Regions from separate parts of the Mus musculus genome. Here region 2 is linked to region 1. A link is a loop called in an ENCODE intact Hi-C map of the cell type or tissue named here. Cell type or tissue: gastrocnemius. All regions are shown on one strand. Links, peaks and the distances in the headings refer to the core of each region. The heading gives the core; the rest is flanking DNA.

Region 1 (8,336 bases), core at 261-8,260:
AACTAACCAGTACCCCGGAGCTCTTGACTCTAGCTGCATATATATCAAAAGATGGCCTAGTCGGCCATCACTGGAAAGAGAGGCCCATTGGACTTGCAAACTTTATATGCCCCAGTACAGGGGAACACCAGGGCCAAAAAGGGGGAGTGGGTGGGCAGGGGAGTGGGGGTGGGTGGATATGGGGGACTTTTGGTATAGCATTGGAAATGTAAATGAGTTAAATACCTAATAAAAAATGGAAAAAAAAAGATTTATTTATTTTATGTATATAAGTACACTGTAGCTGTCTTCAGACATACCAGAAGAGGGTATTGGATCCCATTACAGATGGTTGTGAGCCTCCATGTGGTTGCTGAATTGAACTCCAGACCTCTGGAAGAGCAGTTGGTGCTCTTAACCACTAAGTCATCTCTCTAGCCCTTGATGCAATATTTTAAAAAGTCATGTTCCACAAGCAAAATGAAGACATATTGGGAAGTAGATCCATGCCTGGAGCAGAGGAAATACAGATACTGTGTCAGGCCCCACAATCTAATCCAATCAGGAAAATACCAGACAAACCTAACCTCAGGCCAGGCTGAGGATTAGCTGCCTGGTTCTCTGCCAAAGTCGAGGGGATGAAGATACAGGAGCCTGTGGACACAGGGCATGATGGTCCCAGCCCCTGGGATCCAGGCACAGAAGACCATTAGTGGGAATCCTGCTAAAACCAGAGTGCGGTGGCTGCTGTAGAGTTGTCGATGCTACTGTCCTATGGTTAGGGGAGGAGGGGCTGGGAGGACATTGTGGTTCTTCTTATCCATGGAATCTATTATAGGACCCTAGCAAAAGCTCAAGACCAGGGAAAGTGCTGAGGCCTCCGTACACTGATATTCCTCTAAATACATATGATAAAGTTTAATTTCTAAATGAGGCCCAGGGGCAGATTAACACCAGCTAACGAGAAAGCAGGACAACCACAGTGATACACTAGTGAAAACTGCTGCACATGTAAGAGCGTCTTTTCTCTGGACTAGTTCACAAGAGAGTTTCAGACTAAGTAGACCTCTCTGCTAATGGAAATGTGGGAAACGCAGGACTCAGATGGAAGGACTCATGGACAAGAGAGCTTGGCACTAGTTTGAAACTCTCTCAAAGTTAAAAAAAAATAAATTAAATCACCTGCATTCATACACTGCAAATGTGGCCCACTCCAAATCAACAATTAAGGGAACAATATAGAAAACAGGACACAAGGATGGACAGGGCTGGGCTGATGACTTGGTGGACAATGTGTTTGCTAAGCAGGCTGGAGTCCTGGAATGGAGAGTCCCTGATCCCAGGGAAGCAGGGTGGGCTTGCCACCCCGTCATCCAGAGTTTACAAGGCATGCACAGGCTGGCTACCCCAGTCTCATCAGCAAACTGTGGGCTCAGTGAGAGATCCTGCCTCATAAAATGGAGAGCAGCCTTTGAAGATGCCTGATGTCAACCTCTGGCCTCCACACAGAGGCACACAGACACTCGAGAGCTCCTCATATGGTAACATAAATGTATACACATGTGCATGTGCGTGCGCGCGCGTGCGCGCACGCACGCACGCACGCATGCACGCACGCACGCACACACACACACACACACACACACACACACACACACACACACACACACTGCATGTATGTAAGCACATAAAAAACAGTAGCAATAGCCAAGGAAAGGTCTAGGAAAGCTTTCTCTGCATCTCCCTAGCTGTGTGGAAACTGCTCGCTGCTGAGGAATGAAAGCTGTGACAGGTAGAAATCTTGAGCTGCATCATAGATGTCATCAAAGATGTCATCAAAGATGTCCTTGTAGACATCGAACAGGTCATGTGAGCTGGGATTCCTTTCTAACTGGTCATGGAGCTAGGTTGGTGGCACCAGAATCAGGTGCAGCCAGGGGTGCCCCAAATGAACTCCCACAGGCCTTTGAGGATAGCAGGGTCTCTAAGCCATCTAATATAGTGGGGATTGAACCCAGAGCCTCTCATGTCCTTGACAGAAGCTCTGTCACTGGGCATCTTCTTACATTTTATCTTTTTGAGATCAGGGCTTACTAAGTTTCCCAGGCAGACCTTGAACTCACCATCCTCCTGCTCCAGCCTATCAGGTAGCTGCAATTGCAAGCCTGTGCTTCCCGGCTCAGCAGAACCATTATAACTGAAGAGATTAGTGGTCCAAGGGTGTGATGCAGAGGTTAACTCAGTGGTAGGGGCTTGCATTGGATCACAACTTGCTGGGGTTGAGGGTACAGTCCAGTCAGTGTGACATCTGCATCCAAGAGGTTCCATCCCCATCCCAGCACCACAGGAACTGGGTGTGGTCATGTAAATGTGATACCAGCAAATCCAGAGATGAAGACAAGAGGATTATATGTTCAAGGCCAGCCTGGGCTACCTGAGACTCGAAAGAAAAAAACCAAACTAAACCAAAGGTGACAATGGTTTAAAAGGAACTTAAGCCTTGGTTTCCCTGGCAATGCTCTCTCCTCTCTCTCTCTCTCTCTCTCTCTCTCTCTCTCTCTCTCTCTCTCTCTCTCTCTCTCACACACACACACACACACACACACACACACACACAAACACACGGACATGCATGCATGTACGCTTCCATGTACACTCTCTTAAACTTTCTGGCTTCATCTTCTTTGTAGCAAGTCTCTTAGGCAAGACCTGGACCACAGAGATGCTAGCTTTGGACATGACTTTCTGGGACATTCAGGATGCACTTGTCCTCTGGCTGGAGAAACCCCTAACACCATCTGCCCCTCTGAGTGGTGATTATGGTGTCACCTGTAGGACCTTGTGGAGCTTATACTTCCACTGCCCATCAGGAGTGACATATAAAGCCAACCAATGGATGTGTGCACAGTGATGTGTAGGCAGGCCACAATGAGTTTGTCCTGTGGCAGAGGTGTGAGACCAGTGACCCCAGCAACCTTATCCCTTCCTTGGGTCTATGGCCCATGGTGGGTACTGTAGTGCCATAAACAAAAAGCAACCTGCCCTGCTGGATGCTGGACATAAATTGGTAGTCCAGCCGTAGTGTTGTCTTACCTCCTTGAAGGCAGAGGAGGCATCTTATTGACCAGCAAGGAGGAGATGAGGAAAGGCCTTGGAGCTTCGGTATCACATTGAGGAGTGGCATGTGTGTGTGTGCTGTGGTCCTGTGTGTGTATGGTACATGGAATATGAACATATGTCTGAGATGTCTGTGTGTAACATGCATGTGAGTGGGTAGAAGAGTATGCAGTGTATGAGTGCATGTATGTGGGCATGGTTTTCAGAGATGTGGGTGTGTATGTGTGTGCTTATGATGTGTGTGTGATGCGTATTTGTATGTGGATGAGTATGTGTTTGTGTATGATGTGGGTATGTATAATGTGTACATGTGTATATGATGTGTTCATGTATGTAAATGATGAGTATGGTATGTATGTGTATGATGGATATGTGTGTGTATGTGTGTGCATGTATGATGTGTATGTGTGTGTATGATGTGTATGTGTGTGTATGATGTGAATGTGTGATGTGTATATGTGTGATTTGTATGTATATGTGTATGATGTGTATGTGTGTGTTGGCTTTGTCTCATCAGACCTGAGCCTTGGCCCTCATATAAGGCCAGGTTCTCCTGTGGCTCTGCAAAGTCCTGGGGAGGAAGGTGTGTCTTGTTACAGGGAGCTGAGCTGCTGGTTCTGTGGAGCAGATGTGTTGACTCCAGCAGGAAGCAGAGGAAAGGGACAAGAAGAAGACACAGCTTGACAACAAGCAAGACACACCTGTCTTGCACTTGGGTGTGCACAGGCTGGATCTTCAGCCTGCATTCGATGACACCAGCAGCCCATCCAGACTACCAACTCAGAAGCCTTGCCTGTACCTATTTTCATATGCTGCTGCCTACATACTCACATGCCAGCCGCATGTACATGAAGACACTCGCAGGTACACTCTCTCATAATTTACCCCCACACATATACCCACTCACTCACGACCGTGACTATACCCTGTAGGCACACACAGCTCACACGTGCACATACACATCACAGGCAGTCACAGCCCTGACAGGTCCACTCACTACCTGCACATACATCAGGTATGCACACATACCCACAGCCCCACAGCACATATATTCACAACAGTGGCACTCCACACCCGCAAACAGGACATGTGTTCCTATAGCCACGAACGCACATCTCCGTCAGCACGCTCTGCTTCTGTGACCTGGGCCTGAGGTTTGAGAATGTTTCCAACTTGGCCAGACTTCAATGGGACAGCACTTTCCAGTCTGAGGAGCAGGCAGTGAAGTGGGGACCAAGGGTGACATCCCAGGGACTGCATGATAATTAGAACCTGGTCACCCTGTGGAGAGTTCTGCCTTTAGAGACTTAGGCCTGTGTATGTATATGATGTATATGGGATCATAGCCTTGAATCATTTGGCCATGGTCCCTCTCCTCAGGGGCCATTTCCATACCCCACCCTCACCCCCATTCCCAGTCGTAGGATCCTTAACTGTTCTCTCCACAAGTGTCCTCTGCTTCTGAAAGTCCTAACTACCAGACTGGAGGCAGTCAGTCACCCAGTGGCTATGTCACTAGGCTGCCTTTGAACCTCATTGGAGGTCTCTCTTTAACTTGCCATTCTGTAGGACTTGTGTCCTATTCTTGAATGTTCTGGCCCTCAATGTCCGCAGCACTGTCCTGGGCCATTGCGTCTGTGTGGGAAGGTGGATTACCAGTGACATCCTCAGAGAATGCCCAAGAGGCTCCTCAGTAAACAACCTGCCTACCTCCTCAGGGTTAGCCTAAGCTGGACCATTTTATGGCCCTGAAACCAGACACCATTCTTTTGCTGCATCCCATAGGAGCCAGAAGAAGACAACGTGGAAATCAAGTTGTGTGTGTTTGCCTAAACCCACTTAACTCCCCTCTGCGGCTGTGAACCCTGAGCCTGGGATGGGACCCGTGAGTGGGAAGCTCTCTCCCAGCCTGGCTTGAATCAAGACTGCCAGCAACAGGCAACAGAACCTACTGGCTGTGGTAAAGGGCTCATGTTCAGTGTTGTCACCCCGGTGCCCTAGTCAAAAAAGAAAGGACTCCAGCTGTGGCCTGTGCTATGTCTGATGACTGCCCCCTAGTGTCCGTTTCTGAAATGAGTGCAAAGCTGGAAGAAGGATGCTGTTACTACTTAGAGAGGGCTCTGCCTAAGGAAAGAACTGAAAAGGACAGGATGACAGGACTTAAGAGACATTCCCGGGCCTACTGAGCTGGAGGACAGCCTTGGGAGCAAAGTATGCCCCATGAGCATCAGCCAGGAAGTTAGAACTCTCACATGCACACTCCTGTGGACTGGCCCCAGGTCCGTGCTGTTTGGTAGGGAGTTCTGCCTGGCAGGCAGTTGTGCCTTCAGGGCACATGGCTGACATTTGTTGCCGCTTACAGCCACCTGCCGGTCTGCAGTGCATCCTGGGTAAATTATTAACAGGCCTCTTCCTAGAGAGCTTCCCTAGAGGTAGATAGAGGCAGCCAGGCAAAATACCTATGTGGGCTGAGACCGGGACCTGCTAGCCCCTGGTGTGGGGCAAAAAGACAACAGCCTTCCTGTGGCCCTGCTGATAATTATCCACACACGGATCAGTGTGGGATGGAATCCTTAAAAACTTAAGTTATGGGCAGACTTGACATTGTTCTTGTACAGGCATGGGCTGGGATTGGAGAGGGACCGTTGTAAACCGGAGACAGGGATTAATCCTGTATCAGACAGTAGAAAGATGACCCACAATATTCTCAAAAGTGCAATCTGACCTCGGGGAGGGAAGGGCAGTGGGGCTGGAGTGGATTCTGGGTGGCTTTCCAGTCTGAAAGAGAACTTCACAGAAGGGAATCAGTCCCTGAGACAGAGATAAACAACAGGGGAACTGAGGTGAGCCTGCAGGAATAGCAGGTGCGGACAGACAGAGGCCATCAGGAAGTCCAGCCACCTTTACTCCTGAGAGACCCAAGGTGCCCATGATGCAGGACAGAAAGATGTGAAAACCTGTAGGGATACTTGTAGGGATAAAATCCACTGGGGGATCCCTCTCCAGCTGGACACACAATTCCAACACAATCAGTATTTACCATGAAGGTTGCCAACACAAGCGATCTTTGGTACAGAGACATCTTCAGGTACTGATAAGGTAGCAATAAGGTAGGTTCTGGGTCTGAATGTTGGCGGCCTGGGCAGGGCCTCTCCCCCTGGGTGTGTTTTGGAAGTCACTAGACTGAGATATCCTACCTCTCTGTAATTCTGTGATCTTGGGCCCTCTCAGCTGAGCCCTGTCAGGTTTCCCAGACATCCTCTACAGACAGCAGATTCAAAGCCACTGGAATCCTATTCATGGGTGAAGACAGTAGCATGGAACCTTGGCTTGGAGTTGAGGCCCCTAAAAGATTAAGGGGTGTCCATAGGCTGCCCTGGGTGACAGCACGCTGCTATGCCTCTCTCTGTCACTGCTGCCTCGGACATCTTCAGCTACACTTGAGGTCAGGTGGGAGAGGAGGGGCGGCCATGCTTTGGAAGAGGCAGAGAACACCTTAGCAGGAGACCTCATACCCCAAGATGGAAGCAGAAAAGGAAGGCATGCCTTTGGCCGCCCCTCTTAGGTAGGTACTTTAAAACAGGTAACACATAGCTCACTGCAGGTTCAATGTGTGATGCCTCGGTGACTTTGTATGGGCAGGGGCGCCAGGTCTGCCTTCTTTGGGGTTAGATGGAATAGATGCTCCTCCCTTCAGGCCTAAGGGCCAGACCTTCAGACTACAGGAACGTGTCTTTTGCAAGGCCAGCAGAGGCCTGGCATTGACCACAGACTGGAAGTAAGCTTGGAGCAGTAGCCAGAGTACAACAGACCAAAGGCAACCCCTGTCCACCTGGGATAGATTCTTTCACATTTGTATGGGACACCTGGGAGGTCATATTGGCCGAGATGGCAGTGGTGGTTATTATACAGCAGGTGGGTAGAAGTTAGTTTGTCCAGGTTGTCAGAGGCAGGTGCACTGTGGTCCTCAGCAGAGTGACCCACTGAGGTGTTTTACCAGAAGCAAGTTAACCCTGATGGTGGCAGCATGAAGCCAGGAGTTTAACCTGTTCTGGGGCAGTGGGATATTCGGAATTAGGTCCATGAGCCCTTCCAGGAGGCTTCCAGCTGCAGATGTGTGTAGATAAATGGCTCAGGGTGGGACGGGGAACCCGAGTGTTTGAAGAACAGGTATATAGCGGCTTCCAAAGGCTCCATAAAAAGCTGGACATGGACTCTCCCCTCTGTGGGATGAGGCATTGTCTCCTAAGTAAACCATGTGCTACATCCAGCCCCATGATTTGAATAGAGGAGGCAGCCGGGAGGTGAGAACCAAGAGGGGTTGAGTCCAGTCTGGGTGTGTGCCTCTGATTCTAACAGGGACAGCAGGACAGCAAGGGAGTTCCCCACTGGGAAGCAGGGGCTGATTTGAACTGGATCCGTGTGAAAGAGGTCAACGACTGATTTTTAATTGATCCAACCCAGGGTGTTAGGCAAGGGCTCTACCAGGAAGCTGCAAACACAGCTCTTTTGCTTTCTGCAGTGTTGGGATTAATAGTAATTGGGTTTTTGCAGAGGGGAAACAGTATGTGGGGGAGGGGTCACTCCAGTGTCACCGGGAGGAGCAGATCCAGGTCCACCGTGATCTCTGGTTGGTGCTCTCTGCCCCGGGAGCAAGTCTGAGGTCCCTCAAGAATGAGGAAGGGGCATGCGGAGGTGGATAGGCAATGCTTGCTTTGTCTTCTGCTTTCATTGTGGAAACTCCCAAAGTGACAGTCACTTTGAGAGTTATAAAGGGACAGGGTCTCATAAAATCCCAGGCTGGGGGAGCAGGGGGGCGGTTTAGGGGACTTTCGGGAAAGCATTTGTAAAGTAAATGAAGAAAATATCTAATAAAAAAATTGAAAAAAAATCCCAGGCTGGCCTTGAACTCACCGTGTAGCCTTGTGCTTCTGCTCTGTCTGCCCCCATGTCCTGAGTGCTGAGATTAGAGATGTGTACCATCATACTCAGTAAATGTAGAGCTGAGCCTCAAACCCGTGGCTTTGTGCACGCTGGACCAGTGCTCTACCAACTGCTTCTCACGGCCCCGGGTATCATTTCAGAGTTGAGTCTGGGTTCTTGTTTCCTGAGAACAGCATCTTGCTTTGTCTTCGCAAGGAATACCATTCACGTCTCTAATGAATGCATACTTGTGGGTGAGCGAGGATGAGTTTGGAGTCTGTTGGGACAAGCTGCGAAGGGATCATGCGAAGAATAAT
Region 2 (8,336 bases), core at 150-8,149, 380 kb before region 1:
TATGCCAGGCTCTCTGCAATCATGAACCGAAGTAACCCAATGGGAAGCATACACTCTAGTTAATGGACTACCATGACCACAGGCAAGGCTGTGATTGGCCCAAAACCTCAGCCGTTTTGGCTGATTAGCTTAAAACAAAGATCTGTGATTAGCCACACATGTGGCTTCTGTTCGTCCTGCTCAGACCCACTCAAAAGAAGATGCTCTCCCATACTGCATGTCCTGGCACTTCATGCCAGGTCTAGCTAGCCCCTACCCCTACTACCTCCCATAGTAAAGGCTGACCCAGTAACTAGCAGAGGAGCCCAGTGTCTGCTCTATGCCCTGACCCCAAAGTTCTGGGGTTATAGATATACGCCATCTCATCAAGCTTCTATGTGGGTACTGGGGATCTAACATGGTGCTTGTAGACACTGTAACCCATGGAGACGTCATCCTTAGCCCTGCTCCTGGATCCTACCTAGCAATCCCATCCACCCGGCAGATCTCACTCCCAGGAGGAGGATGCACCTGTCCACCTGAGTGATCCCAGTGGTGTCTATTGTCCAAGCTCCTGTATGTCCCTCAAGTGCAGAACTCCCATTTGCTATCCAAATAGAGGCAGGGATGCTGAGACTAGGAGTGGCCAATTGCTAGAGGGGTTTAGGCAAGGGGTGGCCAGCTAAGGGTCCTTCTGAGCTCAATCCATTAGCTGGATGGAAAAATAATTGAACTTCCTGGAAGGCCCACTCAGACAGCGAAAGGAGCCATGCTTTAAGAGTTTAGAGTTTATGGGGCAGGATGGAGAAGCAGACCTTCTCTATACTAAAATATACTTAAACACACACATATATTTGTATAAACACATATATTATAGCAAACTATAATTACTGCTAAAACTTACATATGTTCATATACATATTTTCACGTATTCAGTAAGAAGATAAATTCCCTCCTAGCCATATTCATCACCATGACTTTTTAAAGGGTCATTTTCTGTAGTGGAAAAGGGTGACAGAAACGAGGTGAGGGACACAAATACAGCCCCAGAGTAAAAGCAGCAGAGATCATGAAGGTCCCTGGTGGATAGCAAGAGGGACAGATTGACAGGGAAGAGAGAGGCACCAGCCAGAGAGAGAACAAAGAACAAAAAAGGACCGACTTTATTGGAACAGGCAACTCCCATCAAAGGAATTGCAAGGACCGCGCCCACCCCATCCTCCCCGCCCTCCCCCCCCAGGTGGAAGGCCACCTGAAGACTCTGGGCCAGACTTTTAATAGGCTCCCCAGTCTTCTGGTCTCTTCCCTGGGAGGACTTGCTGTGGGGCTGATCCTCCTTTGGATAGTTCCCTCCCTCAGCTGCCCAGCTGGCTGTTAGCAGTTTGCAAGCCGATGTAACAGTTGTATCTAGGACAGGGGTCTGAAGTATCAGTAGATGATGAACAGGTCCAGGTCTGCAGAAGATTTCCAGCAAGGGTCTCAGTGCCAGAGCTGTAACGATGGCCCCCGTCAAGGGCCAAGGGTTCTGGAACTCAGGACCTGCACAGGGGCTGCCGTGTTCCAGGGCACCACTCGATGCTATTCCTGCCTGCCTGCTGCTGCTCACTGGGGTCAGATGCTGGGGGCTGGGAAGGTCGGCAGACAAAGTTTAAAAGATCTGCTTTTTTACCTAATTTTTGTTCACATGGAAGAGAAGAACCCTTGGCCAGCTAGCTACTGCTGAAGTGACCATCCTGGGTACTTTCTCAGCAATGGGAAACGAGCTAATGCGCTCAGGCGCTGAGGTAAACATTGTATGAATGCCTCTTTCTCAGCCATTAAAACAGCTGCTGTAGATGAGTGGTGTTGCTCTCCTGACAAGCAGAGGAGCCATACTTTAAGAGATTATTTTGGTTTTGGTTTTGGCTTTTCGAGACAGGGCTTCTCTGTGTAGCCCTGGCTGTCCTGGAACCCACTATGTAGATAAGGCTGGCCTCAAACTCAGAAATCCACCTGCCTCTGCCTCCTAAGTGCTGGGATTAAAGGTGTGCACCACCACTGCCAGGCCATGCTTTAAGAGTTTAGAGTTTATGGGGCGGAATGGAGATGCAAACCCTCTCTGCATAAAACAAGTTAAACAAATATATTTCTTTGCATAAACACCTATATTTACAAACTATATATTATTTATAAAACCTACATAGGTACATATGCATATTTACATGTATTTAGTAAGAGGACAAACTCCCTCCTAGCCATACTGATCTCTTCTCTTTAAAGGGTCATTTTCTGCATGTCCATGGTGTTCCGGGCTTCTCCAGTCCCCTGCGAGTACGTGTGTGAGCAGCAGGTGGCGCTAGAGTCCTCGCCACTGTCCGGTTGTATTTACTTTATGTCCAGTGAGTGTCCTTATCTGTTCTCAGGATCCACCCAGGTGGGTTCATTGAGCCAGACTCCCCATCTGTGGATTTGGAATGAAGAAAAGTGCCGAAAAAGAAACTAAAGGCTGACCAGCAATTTCCAAGCCTGATACAGGTGTGTGAAGGTCAACAGACAAGGTCCACCACAGGGACGGAATGTGTGCCCCTAACCGTACAAGACTGACTTTGCCTCCTGAATGCTAAGCATCCTCGTGCGGGAGGGAACATTGGACCGCTCGCAAGAGGCAGAAACAGGGCCCAGAGAGCAAAGCCTCTTCTAAAGAAACAGGAAGACAGTACCACGGAGTACACAGTATTCCCTGCAGTGCTAGTCACAGTACAATGAGGATGTGAAACTCTCCAGGTCAACAGAGGGTCTCCTGGGAGGGACAAAGGACAATAAGGAGGGTATGTACAATGTACAGTATTTATATGAACAGGCTAGCTAAGTTAAAACAAAACAAAACAAACAAACAAAAAACCAAGCAGCCAGCAGTGTAGAGGCTACCTCCACTAGAGTCGCAGGCTAGCCCCAGAGCCCAGGGGAAGCCCCGAAAGAACAGAGAACAGGAGTCTCTGTGGGAATTCTCTGTTGCTAATACTTCTCTCCCTTTTGTCATCCACAAAAGCAAAATAAACAAAAGCAGGGGCCCTGCTCTGGCATGGCATGTTGTGACCTGAGGAGTCTCAGGTGTGGATGGCCCTGCCTATGGTCAGGTCTCCTCCTGTGGAGGTTTGGAGGTGGGGTGGTGCTAGATAGGGGTGGGTAATGACCTACCGCTGAGAGTGTGTGGGAATGGAGCCCCCAGAAGGTGTCCCTTCTGTTACTTATGTCTGTCACCTTAAAGAGCCGCCAGCAGAAAACATCCATTGAAACGACGTGATGCTCTGAGACCTAAAAATACCCCCAATGCTCATGTGTCTTGTATCCCCCCACTGCAGCAGTGTCCAGAGGTGAACACCAAGGTGACAGAGTCGAGGGCTCCGATCTCATGCATAGATTAATTTACTGATGGAGTCGGAGCTTAACGAGATTATGAAGAGATGTTTCAAACTCAGGAGGTACACCACAGTGGGAGGCTGCAGGCTACTGAGGCCATACCCTTAGAAGAGATAGTTTGTTCCCACCTTGTTTACTTCCTGGTGAGCAGCTATGTCCTACCACACACTCCCAACGTGCTGGTCGGACTCACTATGGCCTTTGCAAATGACTGAGCCAGCCATGACAGAAGCCTCGGAAACCATGAGGCAAAATAAGCTGTCCCTCTTCTAAGTTGGTTCGCCTCGGGGATTTGTCACGGCAACGGAAAGGACTTAACACGAACCAGATGCGATCCAACACGGAAGTGAACAGGATTCGAGCTGCTGGATTTCACATAGAGGCCAGCAGAGGGAGATTTTAAACTCTCCTTCCTACCTGTAGGATTCTGTAGCAAGTGGGGGAAACCCAAAGCTGAAGGGGCGACAGATCTCTTTCCTAATCATCTGACCCAGGAAACCTGAGCTTCTAGGATGTCTAATGATGATGTACCTTACACACGTGCGCGCGCGAACACACACACACACAACTGGCATCACTGAACCTAAATTAGTCATTTGTAGGAAATTAAGAAATACCAAAGGGACCAACAGAGTCTCTTTTTCATTAAATCCACGTGCTTGCCAGAGGTGAACAGAGGTCAAAACAGACGACTGAAGGAGACAAACACTGCAAACTGAATTACGTTGATTCCGATGGTAACAAGAGTCACAAGTTGTCATTTGTATGATGAAGAAATAAACATCAAGGCGTAATTTTATGACTGGCTTGTTAGGCATGAAGTTAGTGGCCTCTGACTATGGAATCTTTGTCAAGTATTCGGGGCTGCTATCTTTCCTTTCAATTTGCAATGACTCTCAAGTGAGACCATAGGTATTTATAACTCAGTTACCACACCGTCTAAATGACGCTGATACTGTTAAGCCCCAGTTAGCTAAAAGACTTACCCTGGATGCAGTCTGTCTCTGATGACTTCTAACCATGACTTTTCTAGAGACAGTGCCTGGCGTTCCTTTCTCTTGGGGACCCTCAAGATGCTTTGTCTCACTCTACACACCTACCCCTTTAGCACGCTGAAGGGAGAGCTTTTTACCAGTCCATATGTAGAAAGCATTTACTGAATTGATGTTGATGGATTAAAATTTAAGATGTGCTTTCTGATGTAACCCTTGGGCTATGTGGACCGAATTCAGTTTCTGTTACACAGGATCTTCCTGGCCTCATTAGACTTGAGTAGGAGGCGTGGGTGGTTTTGTTTTTGTTTTTTATTTCCAGGAGCAGGTAGAGACTTACATGTCATAGTTTAATTATTTACCAATTTACCTTTTTATAACTTAAAAATTGTTTTTGGAGGCAGGATCTCCTATGTTCCAGGCTGGCTTTGAACTCGCTCTGTAGCCAAAGATGACCTTCAATCTCTGAGCCACCTGCCTCTACGTCCCAAGTGATGGCACTATAGGTGTGCACCAGCATGTCCTATTCATGCAGCGCTGGGCATCAGAGCCAGGGCTTGGTGCACACTAGACGACCAATCTACCAACTGCACTCAATCCTCACCATCACCCCATGGAATTCAGCTAACTAGGTCCACCAGTAAGTGTCCATACATACAGTGTCCTCTTCTAGAGGACGGACACTGTCTCTGGCCATGTGAACTATGAGGGTACCTTGGCCTCTGACCAGTCAGCTCCCTTCAGGTTTCTAATAAGGATAACAGGAATGGACCCGGGAGTGTTTACAAGTTATTACCAATGAAAAGAAGTGGACTTGGGCATTGTTATGCTAGGCCATGCAACCGGTGCATGGGAAATGAAGTGTGAGCTAACACCCAGACCAGGCTGCCTTGCTGTTCCTGTGATGGACCACACCATGTGGGTGAGTTGGAGTTGAGGAGGCCTCACCCGCAGCTTTTCGATATTGTGGAGACGAGGGTGCTTGCTCTTTTTAAAGCACTTTTCACTGAATCTGGAAATCACACGTTGACATTAAACAAGTCTTTCTTTTCCAATTTCTCATACTTACGTCATATTCTCTCAAATAAAAATGGCTCTCCAGACCAGAAATTCTCCATCCTGGCATCTATCCAAAAATGTTCTTTCTGCCATCCCAGTCATGACTTTGAGTTTAACACCGCCACCCGCTCCTCCTTCCTGCTCTCACAGGAGGAGCAAGTGGAAAGAAAGCATTCCTCCTGGGAGCACTTGAAATGAGTAATTCTCTGTCAAGTAAGTTGCTGGATTAATGTCACTGAAATGCAAACACTGACACTCCCTGCCACCAGGAAGCTCTAGTTTGCTCTGTTTGCATCTTAGTCAAGTTTTTTTTTTTTTTGTTTTTGTTTTTTTGTTTTTTTGCTTTGATGAAATACTGTAGCCAAAAAGCAAGTCGGGGAGGAAAGGGTCTATTTACCGGACACTTCCGGATCAAAGCCCATCTTCAGAGGGAGTCAGGACAGGAACTGAAGCAGAGTAGAAACTCTGGAGGCAGGAGCTGATGCAGAAGCCATGGAGGGTGCTGCTTACTGGTTTGCTTCCCATAGCTTGCTTAGCCTGCTTTCTTATAGAACCAGGACCACAAATCTAGGCAAGAGAAAAGGGCAGGGTATCACTAAAGTTGTTGAATGTCCAGCCTCTGGAAACGTTCATATGCAATGTGTAGAAGAGACGGCCATGGAGAAGGCCATGGAGAAGGATGTCACAGTACATGAATTAGCAGTGGTCAGGCACACTCACATCCAGGCCTCAGAGATCCACCTGCAACATGAATAATTTGAATTCAGTAGATTTTTGTTGGTTTCATAATAGATTTTTTTTTTTTTAGATTAATGTAGCTACCTGAGGGGGAATTGCAAGCTGATTTGTGTAAGTTTGAATATCACAGGTCTTAGCTTTCTAATTCCATCCAGATAGTGTACCAGTTTATAATGTGCATCAACCCATCTTGGTTTATAAAGATCAACTCCCCAGTGGTACACTTGAAGTGCGTTTTAACGACGTGAAGCTACAAATATAAACCGTATTTAAAAGCACACCATGTGAAACTTTTATGTGCTTTTGGTAAATAGTTTCCTCAATTTGAGAATGTCGCGCCTATCTGATGTACAGCGAAAATCTGCTTATCAGTGATTACGTGACGCCTCAATGAGAGGACTTTTCTCTTATGCAAATGTCAAGCAATAAAAGAAATGCCAGTGTTAAAAAAAGAAAGAAATGGAAATGACAGATAGGTAATTCTTACATTTACAGTCTTAGCTTTGACATTCCTTTCTGCAAATGAAAGAGCAAGCACCAGGCAGATAAATAGGGAAGACAGAAGAATTGGCTGCCAGTGTCCACCAGGGTCCAACTGATGCTTGCCCAACCCCTCCTCAGCAGCAGGACACAGCTTCTTTTTAGAGACAGAGAACACATCCAACGAGATCAGACTCTGAGCCATAAAGTGAGCCTCAGTGATTTTAAAGCTTATTTTTATTATTTTAAATTCTCTCCCCTTCTCTCTCCCTGCCCTCCCCCCCGTCTCTCCTGTGTGTGTGTGTGTGTGTGTGTGTGTGTGTGTGTGTGTGTGTACTCTCTCGCTTGCAGAGAGTCCACAGGCCATGACAGAATTGCCAGAGGAAGCCCTGAGAACCCACATAAGGTCAAAGATATTAGCAGTCTATAGCAGAAAACCAAGAAGAACTCCACCTGGGACAAGGTAGAAGGGGAGGATTGATGCTTGGATTTGTCCTCTGACCACCACATATGTGTCATGGTACACGTGTACGCGTCTACATACCTGAATGCACATGCGCGCGCGCGTGTGTGCGCGCGCAAACACACACACACACACACACAAATAGACACGTTGCACACACCAGACTGTATGCACACAAGCACATCTCCTGAAGATGCAAAAATCCTTAATGAGATTGTTAGTGAACAGAATCCTACAATATATAAAATGAAATAAACATCACATCCCCGTTCCAGCTGTGCAAGGCCGGCTTGATAACAAAGGTGATTCGCCTAACGAACCAAGTAGCTCAAAGACAAGAAATCACATGATCGCATCAAGCGAAGAAGGCTTTGAAGAAGCTTAGCAGTCGCAAAGGATTCGGGAGTTCTCTTGGGAAACTAGGAGTAGAAGGAGGGGCATCTTCCGCTTCGTGAGCAACAGGAGCAAGACCCGGCCGCCAGAACCACATAGAATGGTTGAAAGTTCTGACAGCTGAGTTCTGTGGTTGGGGGTGGGGAGGCAGGAGGGGGTAAGCCAAGGATCCCGCTCACTGCTGTAGTAATGCACTGTCAGGGCTCCAGACCCTCTGGGGATGCAGAGAAGAAAAATTCTTTGGTCACTTGCTGGCCATGGGTGGGCAATGACTGACATGTTTTTATCTTGGGGAGACTCTGACTCAGAACGCTACAATCTCTCCAATAAGCTCTCTAGGTTCCCACTAGTGGGTCGCTACCACGAAAACCCTGTGCTTCAAATCCCCCACAGCCTTTGTGGTGCACATCTGGCAAACCCACATTTTACCACTGTACCTTTCTCTCTTGAACCCAGTCGAATTGCCATGTGAAGGAAAACGTCACACAGACTCAGTTCAGCAACAATGATAACTCAATCTCTGGACACAGCAACTAAAACCTTATCTTGTAAGCCCTATTAAATCAGATTCCTTCGGTGACAAATCCTGAGAGATCCAGCATGATACAGGGGAAACTCAAGCAGCTACATACATCTTGCCCTTATGCTATCCCCATTCTAAAAAGATCTCTCTCCTGCTTCCTCTCCTGGCCTACCCAGAAGTCCCTCCCACTCACCCAGTGATTGGCTCCTTTATTCATTAGGGAATTGGTTCACAAGAACAGCACCAGGCCCCACCCACAATAAGCAAAAATGATTTAAAATAACTATTTCTCTTTGTAGATGGCATGACA

The links. Peaks named below come from ENCODE experiments on the same cell type or tissue, not always from the same donor. Only the 100,000 strongest peaks of a DNase experiment are listed, where the experiment ranks them.
Region 2: a loop joins it to region 1, with 7 times the contacts of the local background. A loop is called at or near these places in 24 of 42 quality-filtered maps.

Annotation. Positions count from the first base shown.
Region 1 is chr13:52,708,967-52,717,302 of GRCm38, reverse strand. No RefSeq gene overlaps it. Among named protein-coding and RNA genes, the nearest start is that of BB123696, 44 kb to the left of the region's middle. In gastrocnemius, for the core only: a CTCF peak has its summit at 5,151 (motif pointing left); a DNase peak (open chromatin) is centred at 5,144; H3K27ac peaks cover 723 bases.
Region 2 is chr13:53,090,817-53,099,152 of GRCm38, reverse strand. No RefSeq gene overlaps it. Among named protein-coding and RNA genes, the nearest start is that of Gm52058, 75 kb to the left of the region's middle. In gastrocnemius, for the core only: a CTCF peak has its summit at 3,761 (motif pointing right); a DNase peak (open chromatin) is centred at 2,316; H3K27ac peaks cover 855 bases.